Regions from separate parts of the Mus musculus genome. Here region 1 is linked to region 2. The links are chromatin contacts, found by Hi-C in ENCODE. All regions are on one chromosome and are shown on one strand. The core of a region is the stretch at or near the end of the contact, and the rest is flanking DNA. Distances in the headings are between cores, read along the strand shown. Region 1 holds the start of Psme3 (proteaseome (prosome, macropain) activator subunit 3 (PA28 gamma, Ki)). Region 2 has its middle 35 kb from the start of 9130204K15Rik.

The links. A loop is a pair of places that touch in the nucleus more often than their neighbours do.
Region 1: a map of regulatory T cell shows a loop between it and region 2 (13-fold over the local background). The contact joins the promoter of Psme3 here to the enhancer-like site in region 2. A Hi-C loop is called at or near these places in 2 of 37 maps with a recorded cell type or tissue (T-helper 17 cell and regulatory T cell).

Annotation. Positions count from the first base shown.
Region 1 is chr11:101,313,489-101,320,187 of GRCm38, reverse strand. Psme3 (proteaseome (prosome, macropain) activator subunit 3 (PA28 gamma, Ki)) reads right to left here and starts at 3,975. Exons shown (of 11, transcript NM_011192.4): 1 at 3,700-3,975; 2 at 2,975-3,007; 3 at 2,797-2,859; 4 at 2,461-2,565; 5 at 684-732; 6 at 164-276. The coding sequence starts at 3,741.
Region 2 is chr11:79,828,489-79,834,964 of GRCm38, reverse strand. No RefSeq gene overlaps it. Among named protein-coding and RNA genes, the nearest start is that of 9130204K15Rik, 35 kb to the right of the region's middle. Within about 2 kb of position 2,859, at least 2 of the 3 ENCODE cell types and tissues checked have a DNase peak (open chromatin) inside an H3K27ac peak, as active enhancers do.

The sequences.
Region 1 (6,699 bases), core at 2,726-5,225, about 21 Mb before region 2:
TATGTAGAAGGACCTTGGTCTTTCCTACTTAAGCTTTGAAGTACATGATTCTTGCTGGTGGGGACTGATGCCAAGACAAAGGAATCAAGGGCCTTAGCCTGCCAACCCTCCCATCATTCCATAGTTCTAGTGCCACTCTTTGGGTAGTGAACCCCTGCCTCACCGTGTTACATTTCTCGATCAGCAGCCGAATCTCGGGTTTTACTTTCTCAATAATGTCCACAAGCTGCTGGTTGCTTTTCAACATCCCATTGGGCATCACAAACACCTTGGTTCCTAGAAGATATGTCAAGGTCACAAGTTCGGGACAGTGCAATGTTTTTCCTCTTCCCTAGACATAGATGTAATAATCTCTTCTCTGTCACAATTCTAAGTGACTCCACCCCCCACACCCCAATGTATCAGGTAGCAACTACTACAGGGGGAACTGAGGCACAGACTATGGGCCTCTGTGACAAGTGTGAGGCATGGCTTCTGCCTCTAAGCATCCTCTCTGGTATCCAACCAGACCCTCCTGGCATTCCAGAAGACTAAATAATGACTGAGCCAGGAGGATTTGCTAAGTGTTGACCTAGGGAATTAAATTGGACCTTACCTCCTGAGCTGGTGAAAACCAGATCCATCCTACTTCTCAGGGCTGCTAGTCAGCAGATGAAGTGAACTGATTAGACGGCAGCTCTTACCTTGAAAGGCCTCTTCACATTCATCCAACCTGCGCTTCTTGTAAGTGGGCTAGAAGGATGAAGAAGCAAGAATTAGTCTGCACTCAACACACATGCCCATTACAAGATACTATACAAGCAAGTTTAATTTTTGCATTCAACATGCACGGCCATTACAAGATACTATACAAACAATTTCAATTCCTTCCTGGACCCCATAGACTATCATATGAATTTCTGTGCGCACACACACACACACACACACACAGACAGCTTTTAAAAGAGGTTCTTGTCAAAAAGAAACTTGTATTCTAGTTGGGAAGGCCAAAGTTACAACTAAAAGAACACATTTTAAAAGCCACTGAAATGGCCAGTGGGTTGGCTCAGCAGGTAGAGGCACTGCTGCCAAGCCTGACGACCCAAGTTTGATCCCTGGGTCCAATGCAGCAGAAGGAAAGCACTCCCTACCCACACACTAAATAAATACTTTTTCAAGTAATGGGGAATTGGGGAAAGTTCCACTTCAAAAATAAGAAGAAAGCAATCAAGGCAGGTAGGGGATAACTGAGGGAGTATGCATGGATCCTTTGGCTCTAATATGAAGAAATTCCTGATTCAGCAATCTCAGCCCATTACCTTCTATATGGTAGAAGTAATGTTAGGAGCTAAGGATTCAGACTACTGAGGCGTCTCCTAACTGCAGGTTTATCTTGATTTTTAAAGAAAGTATCCCAGTATGTGTCCCAGCTAGCCTTCAACTTCCTATGTATCCCAGGCTGGTCATGAACACACAATTCTCCTTCTCCAGGCAAGCTGAATGCTCAGCCACCGTACTCGGCTTAATTAGTTATAATTAAGAAAGTCCTGAAAGCTAGGAATATAAATCAGTGGTACAGCATTTATAGTTTTTTTTTAAGATTTATTTATTATATGTAAATAAATCTTATATGTAAAAATTATATGTAAATACACTGTGGCTGTCTTCAGACACACCAGAGGAGGGCGTCAGATCTTGTTACGGGTGGTTGTGAGCCACCATATGGTTGCTGGGATTTGAACTCATGACTTTCAGAAGAACAGTCGGTGCTTTTACCCGTTGAGCCATCTCAACAGCCCGGTACAGCATTTATATAGCATGCACAAGACCCTAGGCTCAACTTCTAGGACAGAAAAAACAAAACAAAACAAAAAAAAACCAAGCAACAGCAACAAAATACCAAGCCACAGGAATCTAGATCAAACTATAGCATAGGCGGCGTTCTAACACAATACAGACATGCAACTAATACACTATCAGTGCCAGCTGGCAATAGCCTAGCATTTAGATGGCAGGGCAGGCAGATCTTAATGAGTCTGAAGCCAACCTGGTCTACCTAGCCTGCATAAGGAGTTCCAAGCTAGCCAGGGCTACATAGTCAGATGCTGTCTCAAAAACAAAGCAAAGAGCAAGTAAAGACAGAGACTGCAGCTGTGCAGCAAAACCAGCTGTTCCTCCCATCTGTGAGCACAGCACACTGAACAGAAAAGGCTTATTCCCAAGCAGGCGGAAAGCCAGGTAGCTGAAGGAAGCCTGTGGCTAGTTTAGAACTAATGAAAACCTGGGCTAACATTGAGAGCAGCACTAACATAACTTACCTTGCCAAAACTGAAACTAATGGTCCAAAAAGTAGCATCCTACAATCACCACACCTACAACAGAACCCCAGACCCCACAGGCAAATCCCACATACTCCGGACATCCCCAAGCTTACCAAAACATAAAATACTAAGAACACAAACATAAATGCAAGACACTCACACCATCCAGTCCATCGTGGCTATTGGTGAGGAGAATGGGGTCAGGGACTGGGAGGTTCATGTCTGAGTGGATCTGAGTTAGGTCATGGATATTTAGAATTGGTTCCTGAAAGAGAGGCATTCACCCCAAAACAGTATTAGTGTAAGTTTAAAACAAAATCAAAAACAAGGAGAGAGAGAAAGAGAGAGAGAGAGAGAGGAGTATTTCTTGTGAAATCGAAGAAAAAAAAGAATGCTTTACAGTACACAAGAGAACAGAATCAACACACAATCTGCCCCGCCTGTCACAAAGACAGGGACCAAAGAAGTAATTTAAAGAAACAAAAGTGTCTCTCACCTTCAAAAAACTATCAAGTTCTAGTAACTTCTTTGGGAAAAAATTTGCCACCAAGTCTTCTGCCTAGACAGAGAGAATACACCTGAATTAATAAACGTGGGACAGTCCCTCACTACAGATCTTTTGGGGACACCCCCAGCTATTAACCATCACCACTTTTCTCCTTTACAACACTCACCTCACTTGTGATCCGCTCTCTGAAAGAATCAACCTACAATGAACAGAGAGAGCAACTTAACACCTAGTGATACAAGGGCATGGATGGGGAACCCCAAATCCAGCTGTCTCGCCCTCACCTTGAAATTATAATTAGAAGGTGAGAGGCCCCCAGACTGCAAATACTTCATCTTTTTCAAGATCCATTTCTCCATCTCGGGAGAGGATGTTCGGGTTACAGGCCAGCACCTGTCTCCCCTTCTCTCCCTTCCTACCCACCCCTCACCTCCCTTTGTCCCTCCCTCCAGTTGTCTAAAACCCTCTCAATTTCATAAGCAGACAAAAGCCAGACTGGAAGAAGTGAGCTCACAAACGTGCCAACTCCCACCCAGACCTGGCCCCATCCTACGCAGTAAGCCAGCCTCCAAGGGCAGGGTCAGTGGCAGCGTCCGGGGGCGGGGACGTGGCTGGGCCAGGGGACTTCCACCTGTCATTAGCCTAAAGCATTGAGTTTAACACGTGTCCGCGGAGGAGTCCCTGGTGCACTCCATCACCAGAAGCAGGACAGAAAGCCACCCTATACGGTCCTCTCCAATGCCGTCTCCAGGCGTGGGGGGCTGGGTTGAGCCAGGCGGAAGCTCAGAGCTGGTGTCCCCAGGGAGACAAAGACGACATAGGGAGTGGGGAGCAGATCCGACTGCTGGGGGTTCGAAGGGAGGGATGAGGGGGCCGGAGCTATGCCGCTACCTTGAGCTTCACTTCCTGATCCACCTTCAGCAACGAGGCCATGGCCAGGCCGGGCCGTGTCCGCTCCGCTGGGTGCCGGAGGTGCTCTGGGCTCCGGGGAGGGCACCGGAGGGGCCTGAGGAATCTCCGTTGCCCTCGGGACCCGGGCACCCTCGCTGGCTTGCTCACCGCTTGCTCGTCCCCTCCCTCCGTGCCGGCCGGCCACCCGCCCGCCCGCCTGCTGGCTGCTTGCTCTCTCGCTCGCCCTCCCGGCTTTCGCCGCTCACGCCGGAAGTTGCGTCACAGCCAATCGCCGGCACTCCGGGGAGGATGAGCACGTGCCCTGCGCAGCCGCTCTGATACTCAGTTCTACAGGTTCCTGGAGGGGCTGTCGGAGCTTCCGGGCCTTGTGCCCTGTGGTGGTCAACCTAGGACAGGGATGCTGAGATCCAAACCTCCTGGGGACTCAAGAGTGATGTGTCTTATTGTCCCGGAACTCGACTTCACCGTGGGACCTCATGTGCCGGGGCTTCTGGAAGAGTAGGCGTCGCGCCCTAGTGACGTGAGCCGGAGAAGCCCGCGGCCCGGGTCCCTAGTTTAAGGTTCCGGGCTGTGACTGCTGACTCCCGCCTCCCGTCCCTCGGGCTAGTGTCAAACCGAAGACGCGTTCCATTGCACCGGGCTTTCCGGGGAAAGTTATCATAAACGTGCAGACCTCAGATACCAAATACCTGAAGGACAAATTCACGCCCAAAACAGCCTCGTGGCTTATCTAAGACACAACACGTTGCTTCCAATGACTTGACTAGAATCAAATCCTCCCAGTTCTAGAGGAAAAAGGTTACCATTTTCCTAACGCAAGTCTGAGACAGCATCTCCTCTTTCAACAATTAGGCAGTGTATCTTTTAGTTTGTGTTATTCCATGCAATCAAATGGAGTAGGGGTATGTGCTAGACCCCAGAAAAGTATTCTGGAGAGACTAGAAATGTGCGCATCATGTATATAGGGTAAAGTCTTCTAGCAGACACATTTTTTAAAAATTAAATAACTTTAGCCACTTCCTTTTTCTTTTCTTTTTTTCTTTCTTTTCTTTTCTTTTTCTTTTTCTTTTTTTTCTTTTTTTTTTTTTTTGGCGGGGGGAGGGGGGTTCGAGACAGGGTTTCTATGTGTAGCTCTGGCTGTCCTGAAACTGACGTTGTAGACCAGGCCTGGCCTCAAACTCAGAAATCTGCCTGCCTCTGTCTCCCGAGTGCTGGGATTAAAGGCGTGTGCCACCACTGCCCGGCTTAGCCACTTTCAATAACATTTATATTACAATGCAGTCAGCCTTTTGTATCTGGATTTCCAAATCACCGGGTCAACCAACTAAATGGAAAATATTCAGGAAACTTGAGCTACAAGGACCTAAAAGATGGATGACATAGTGGGAATTAAGGTACTCGCCTGTAAGCCTAGCTATGTAAATTCAATCCTTAGACACATACAGTATGAGAAAGAACCCCTGCAAGTGGTCCTATTACCTCTGCGCACACATTAGAAAGTAAGCAAGCAGCCATAGTAAATAATGACTTTAAATGCCTGAGCTTCGGAGTAAGGCCATATCTAAAAAGTAACAAAACAACCAAACAGGCTGGAGAGATGGCTCAGAGGTTAAGAGCACTGGCCACTCTTTCAGAAGTCCTAAGTTCAATTCTCAGCAACCACATGGTGGCCCATAACCACCTATAATGAAATCTGGTGCCCTCTTCTGGTGTGCAGGCATGTACACAGGCACAACACTGTATACACAATAAATAAATAAATACATCTTTTAAAAAGGAAGAAAAAACAACAACCAACAACAGGAAGTGTGATACACTGTAGTACTCAATAGCCATGTATAGCCAGCAACTCCTATATGGAATGCAACAGCTCTGAGATATAGACAATAAACAATCTGTTTAAAGTTTCTGTTTGTCACTGGTGCTTCATATTGGGGGAAAAAATGCCAGAAAATAAAGTGACCATAATGCAAAGAAATGGCAGGCAGACAATAGCAGGCAGGCAGGCAGGCAGTAACAGGAGTCTAAGATAGTCCTTCCCACTTACTCAAGTGGAAATACCACACACACACACACACCCCTTGTCCACTCACTTCTACCAGTTCACCTTTCACACTACATCCTGTTAACAGTAGTAACTTTCCATCTTACGGGATGCTTAACATCAGAATTCGCTCTCAGATTAACTTCCTTCTACTGTAACTGGGCCACTATTATGTGCGTCTTTCAGAATTCTAACTTCAAAACTAGTGTTTGTGCTTATTGAAATAATGGCTTCATGCTCAAAAACTTGCTTTGTCTTCAGATACACTGTAAGAAGGCAGACATACTTTTCCTGAAAGTTGTAGGCAGTGATCCATCAACTTACTGAGAAAACAATTGTAAATGCCTCTTGTTTTTGTGTGCTCCAGAATGGCTGGCCTTACTTTAAATTCATGTCCATAAATGTCAATCAAATGTACGATAACTCTTGAGCTCTTTCTCTGTGCTCTTGACAAGTTTTCCTCATATGTGGAATAACTGCCATGCTTTTTTTTTTTTAGGATTTATGTATTTATTTTATGTATATGAGCACACCATTGCTCTCTTCAGACACACCAGAAGAGGACATCAGATCCCATTACAGATGGTTGTGAGCCATCGTGTGGTTGCTGGGATTTGAACTCAGGACCTCCGGAAGAGCAGTCAATGCTCTTAACCACTGAGCCCTCTCTCCAGCCCCCATGGGGCACTTTCTTGATTGATGATTGATATGAAAAGATCCAGCAAAAAGTGGTTCTAGGGTTTATAAGAAAGCAAACTGAGCACGCCAAGAAGAGAAACCCAGAACCATTCTCCTGTTTTTCTCTTTAGTTTCCGCCTTCAGGTTCCTGCCTTGAGTTCCTGCTCTAACTTTCCTTCCTGTTAGACTGAAAGATGAAATAGACCCTTTTCTCCCCTAATTGCTTTCACTCATGGCTTTGATGTCAGCAGTAGAAG
Region 2 (6,476 bases), core at 1,610-4,109:
ATGTGGGAGCTGGGATTGAACTCAGGTCTCCATACTTGTAAGATGACCACTTTACCAAGCTCTTCCCAGCTCCCTGAGTGGGTGGATGGGTGGGGGAGATATGGAAATGGTTTGAGATCTAGGATGATGCAGCTATATTTTCTCCAGATACCTGAGGGCACTGGAATCTGAGGAAACCTTGATCCAAATTATAGCTCACAGATCTTGTGCTCTCATTGTCAACAAGCACGGCAGCCATTTTGTGCTTGCAAGAGCTGCTTCTGTTGACCCTTGACTCTGGGAAGTAGTTCTAGGGGACAGATGACATTTTCCCCTACACAAATATTAATTGTAGAACCTTTTTTTTTAAAAATTTGCTGCTATTTTTCTTTTTCTTTTCTTTTCTTCCTCTCTCTCTTTCTTTCTTTCTTTTATTAGATATTTTCTTTATATACATTTCAAATGCTATCCCGAAAGTTCCCTATACCCCCCCCCCCCCGCCTGCTCCCCTACCCACCCACTCCCGCTTCTTGGCCCTGGCATCCCCTGTACTGAGGCATATAAAGTTTGCAATACCAAGGGACCTCTCTTCCCAGTGATGGCCGACTAGGCCATCTTCTGCTACATATGCAGCTAGAGACATGAGCTCTGGGGATAATGGTTAGTTCGTATTGTTGTTTCACCTATAGGGTTGCATACCCCTTAATTGTAGAACCTTTAAGTTACAGCAGTAATCATGGAGAGAGAGGGAGAGGGACAGGGGGAGGGGGAGGGGAAGGGGGAGGGGGAGGGGAAGAGAAGGCAGTTAGTCTCTGGATTTTTAAAAACAAGTGAGCCAGTTCCAGCCTCCAAGGGTCATGAATGTATGTGAGAGACAGAGTTTGCCTGGAGGAGGCCACAGTGCTGGGAGAGGCCTACCTCTACTTGAACTCTGAGCAGAAACCACAGGGGCCATAGCCCCCTGTTTCCTTGGTTACCTCAATGCCTCCACCACATTACTTTCGTAAGTGCCTCATCCTTTCCCCACAATCCCCAGAGTAGCTAAATCACCACCCCATTGTAACTCTCGAGTTTGATCTTTCCCATGTTAATAAAAACTAAAAACCCATTGGCCTTTAAGTGGGCAGATGCTACACAATGCTTTGACTGGGCTGGGCTGGGCTTCATTATTGCCCAGTGTGGGATGTTTAGGCTGTTTGCACTTTCCTCTTGTTCTTAGATACTCGTAGGACCATCTTGTACTTAGCTTTTCTCAGAGTTCTTTTACTGGGGGGCGGGGGGGGGGCAGATTTGCAGCAATGAAGCAAAGGCTATGAACATTATCAAGCTTTTGGTTCATAGTACTCAATTACTTTCAAGAAAATATAGCAAATACTACACTTACCAGGAGCATATAGAGAACCAGCCTGCTAGATTTCTTACTACCACCAAGCATATCATTAAAATGCAAGCTTTGGCCCAGCAGTATGGCTTAGCAAGTAACGGTGATTGCTGCTGAGCTTGGCAATCTGAGTTCGAGGCCTGGAACCCACACGGTGGCAGGAACAAAATGAGTCTCTCAAGACTTCTCACCCACATGTGTGCGAGCATACACACACAACAATTATGTGTGCCCCCATACACACTGTAGCACATGTGTACCTGTACACATACACACGTGTACTAGCACATGGGTGCCCTACCCACACTGTAGCACATAAGTGACTATACATATGATCACACAGATACATACTCACATACTATAGCACATGTGTACCTGCACACATACACACATACACGTGCACACACACTCACACACTATAGCACATGTGTGTCCAATGCACATTGTAGCACATAAGTGCCTATAAATACAAACACATACACATACACACACTGTAGCACATGTGTGCCTACACACTTTATCACCTATGTGCCTATACATACACACACTGTAGCACATGGATGCCTATATATGCACATATACACTGTAGTCCATGTGTGCTGAGAGGGGGGGGGGACAGGGAGAGAGGGAAAGAGAAACAGAGTTCTATAAACCCAAAGTCACAGAAAAAGAACCTCTCAAAGCTTTTGAGGTCTCTGCTGCATGTCAACCTCGGTGTGTGTGTGTGTTGGGGGGGGGACACTATGGTGCACATCACAAACTCCCCCCACCACAAGACTGAACAGAGAAGAGAAAAATTTCAAAATAGTTTAAAAAAATAAAAATAAAGGGAGAAAAGCAGTTTTTAAATGGGCCTAGGGGAGCAAGGCAGTACACATCGAGACTGTGAGCCTTGTGACAAGTTTGTGGGGCCATGCCCCTGGTTGGCGGTTCTGAGGGGACACTAATGTTTCCAGGAGGATGAGCCAGTGTGGCCAGCAGGATCTGGGAGCTGGGATCCGATAACAGTCTGCCTGGCTCCCATGAAATCAGCGTTGCTTCATTCCGTGGCTCTGTGAAGGGAAGAGAGGCTTTTAAGATTGTATTCCCACACCTACCATTTGTGAGGAATGGGGCCTGGCTCCAGAGCAGCCCTTGGGTACAGCCAGGAGACACTTTCTGGCCAGAGTGTGGAGCAGAGGAGGAACTGCAGGATATAGAGTCAGGAGGCCTATGAGCTCCTAGCAGGCTGGAGCAGAGCACTTCCTGGGAGGCTCTGGAGACTTCCCTAATGAGGCCAGGATCAAATGCAGGCTCAGAGGCAGGAGGACCTAAGGGGACTTGATAACTGAGATGGCTCTCAGAGTTTCTCAGCGAGGCCAGTGGTCATCTTGGCATCTCTGCTGTGTCTTTCCTGTCACCATCTTCTTTCTTCTCTCTTCACTGGGGACAAGGCCTGGCCACTGAGTCACCGCAGCTGACTCTTGGCGTGGGAGCTTAAGCCAGATCTTGGCCACTCTTCTAAACTGTACTTTCCAGGCATGGGGCCCAGCCTTCTGGGTTTAGTAAATGTGCTTGATTCTAACAGTACCAGCTCCCACTGTTGCATGCTATGCCTCTCTGTTTGTATCAAAGCTTCTTTTTGCTCAGTGCTCATCTGTGGCTGAGTGTGCCCTGGCATAACAGGTTTTTCTTTGCTTTTCACCTAGTCTTTGTGGAAGTATTAGTTCCAATTTTCAGGGACAGAATCAGATTGGCTCCTGTGGGCATCTCCCCGAGTGTGTGTGCGGTGGGAGTGGAGGTGGGGGTGGGGCGATGCTTCTGGCCAGAGACCAGGGATTCACTGACTTGGGAGATGTGCCAGTCTCTAACCAGTTAGCTGCAGCAGAAGCAGGCTGGATCTCCTGACAAAACTTTCTGTGTCTTGGGGGTAGGGGCTCTGATTGACATCTAAACATCCAATCAGAGACGTAAGGTAAGAACCTGAGCCGGGCGGTGGTGACGCACGCCTTTGATCCCAGCAGTTGGGAGGCAGAGGCAGGTGGATTTCTGAGTTCGAGGCCAGCCTGGTCTACAAAGTGAGTTCCAGGACAGCCAGGGCTATACAGAGAAACCCTGTCTCGGAAAAAAAAAATCTGGTAAGAGCAACTTAGGAAGGCTTTCCTTTTTGGCTCATCTTCAGAGGGTATAGCCCGCCATGGCAGAGAAGGACTGGCCTCAGGAGCCTGCGGTAGCTGTTCACACTGGCATCTTCAGCATCTGCAGCATCTGCAGCCAGGAAGCAGAGAGGGGTCAAGGAGAGGGAGAAATGTTCAGCTTGCTCTTTTTCCTTCAGTCCGGGGCTCCTAGCCTGTGGGATGGCTCTGGGAATGAGGGTAGGGCCTTCCCACCTCAACCCAGTCTCAAAACTGCCTCACAGACATGCCCGAAGGTTTGTTCTAGGTGGTTATAGATCCTGTCCAATATTAGCCACCGCTGAGCCAGTGCTTTGGACACACAGGGGTGGGGTAAGACAGAATACATTCGCTGGCTCCACTTCCCAGATGGGTGCTGGTCAGAACTTCTTGGGGTCAGTCTTAGGACAAGTGTAAGAGTAGTGTTGTCCCCAGGCCTACAGCTTCCCTTGGGTTGCTTTTTAGTTATGCCACACAGCCCTATCTGAGGGTTCTCCGAGCTGTCCTGAGCCCCCACTGCCTACTCTCCTGACAGATCACTGGTCAGCAGCTGCTGTGGAATCACTGAAAGTCTGGAAAGTTGGCTTCTTGGAACCGGGCCCCAGGGCAGAATTATTGGCTGAGAAGACAGCTGGAGGCATTCTGGGACAGTGGAAGGAGCCCCTGATTCTGGCATCAGAAAAGCTCTGGCTGTTGCAGCCTGGCTGTGTGCGGGGCTGTGGGACGAGCAGGATGAGCCTCGGGTGAGGTTGAGATTCACCTTGCATACCCTTTGTCCAGGGTCAGTTGCCCCTAAGAAACTAAGCATCTCTCTAGTATCCACCATTGACCACCCTCCTGTCAGGAGTAGCAGGCCCTGCCCATCACAGCTCTATGTCCCTCCTGTCCAGGAGTCAGAGGGACCAACATCAGTTGGTCTTGCTCCTGTGTGTAGCTGCGGTGGAGGATTCTGGATTGGTGTTATTTTGTGTTAGCTGTGTCCACAGTGTGGGATTCTGGGTAATTCAGTGCTCCTGAAGCAGCCACAAACATGGGAATAGTTTGGATTCAGTAGATGGTCTCCCCAGAAGCCACTCACAGCCTGTTTCTTCCTCCTGCAATGTAGGATGGTAAGAATACTAGAGCTGGCTGGAAACTCCAAATCTGGGCTCCAAGTATACTTTAATGTAATTTCTCAGCCAACTTATTCTCATGGTGAGGAGGTACCGCTCTACTGCAGAAGTAGGCAGGTAACCCCCTGCAGCCACCAGAACCAGCGGGCACGGTTCTAGCAAGTTAGAGTGCCATCAGAAGTCATTAGAATGGGCAGAGGCTTTTAAGAGGGGCTGTAAGGCTTGGGGTGTAACTCAGTGGTAGAACACTCACCTAGTGTGGGCAAGGCAGTCGGTTTGATCCTCAGCACCCCTAGGTAAATAGGGGTGGATGTGGCTTGCATGGCCTTTCTCCCTCCTCTGCAATGCAGCCAGCACGAGGTGGTTATAGTTTAAATGTGAAATACACCTCCCGCCCCCACCCCTGCCTCCAGGCCATGAGTTTGAACACTTTGTTCTTGCTAGTGATGTAGTTGTGGCAAAAGTAGGTTGCCAGGGTGGGTCTTGAAGGTGACATTTTTTTTTTCTTGATTCTGGCCTCAACCTCCCTGCTTCTTGATCCTCATAGCCGTGAGGAGGCAATTGCAGGCTCTCACTGCCACAGACAGCCTCTCTTGAATGCCTCTTCCTGCCTGTGGATGGCGTTCCTCACCCATGAGCTGAGGTCAACCCTTCTCCCTTAAGTTGCTTCTGCCAGGCACTCCTCCTCAGCAGCAAGGAAAGGAACTGATGCAGTAGTTGTCTCGGGACGTTGGCGGTAGATGTGACCTACTAAGGATGCTACTTAAGAAACACTGACCACATCTGGATCCCTGGTACCAACTTGGAGGAGTAGGTACCAGCTGAGCACATCTGTGTATCATTGGGCAGCTTACATGCGTGCACTGAAACCCTCGATCATGTTCATGATTGCTTTTTGTAGTTAAGTAGTCAGACTCCTATGTTATGGGAAGAGGGGTGCTGGGTTCTAGGAGAGAGGCAGACTGGCCCAGGACCTCCTAGACTCAGAACTCTATGTTGCTAGAGCCTTACTTTGCCTAGTACAATTTGTACTTTTGGGCTAGATAGTGAATTCAGTTCCCCATCCAAGGCTGAGTATAGGCTGCCTGCAGCCTTGTGTAGGCTTCCCCGAATCTCTTCCTGTGCTTTGCAGCTCCCGGAAGTCCCCATCTCAGGTCACCTTCTGGCTATCCACTCATCTGTCCCACAGGCTCAGGTAGCATAGGGTGATGCCTTCATCCCTGTAGCCCAGGTGGTGGTGGGGACAGACATTTGCTGAACTGCTTCTGGGGAGGATGACACTATTGGTATGGATACCCCTTGGGCTAGGAGAGGAAACGAGCTTGTGGGTCTAGGGTACAGCCCACAAGCAGGTCAGGAAGTGCAGGCTAGAAAGGGAGATGTTGCTAGCCCTGCTACCTGATGACTTCATAGGCAACTCTAGGGCTGTCTCTCTGGAGATAGAGCCTCTTAGAAACCTTTGAGTTGTTTTCATTTTGGATTTGGCGTTTATCTGCAGGAGAGAGGCTTCCATTGACCAGAAGCAGGGAGCTTGGCTTTGAGTTAGAGTGTTTGGAAACAACCTAACAAAGTGTTTCCTTCCCATCTCCCCTGGTGTGAAGAGAAAGGTTCAACATTTACTTCTGATTTTTACTTTAGGACTCCAGGCAGCTGTGCTGGAGGGCACTGAGATATGGCCTGGGTTTAGGAAGCCGGAGTTTCTACATCACTCACAGGCAGGGTCTGTGGGGCTCTTCTCATTTCTTTCTGTTCTTGGGTGGAGTTGGGCTGATAATCTCCCAGCTGTAACATTCTAACTACCTAGCCTCCTGAGAAGGCTGATAGAGGCTGCCAGAATGTGGAGTCTGAAGG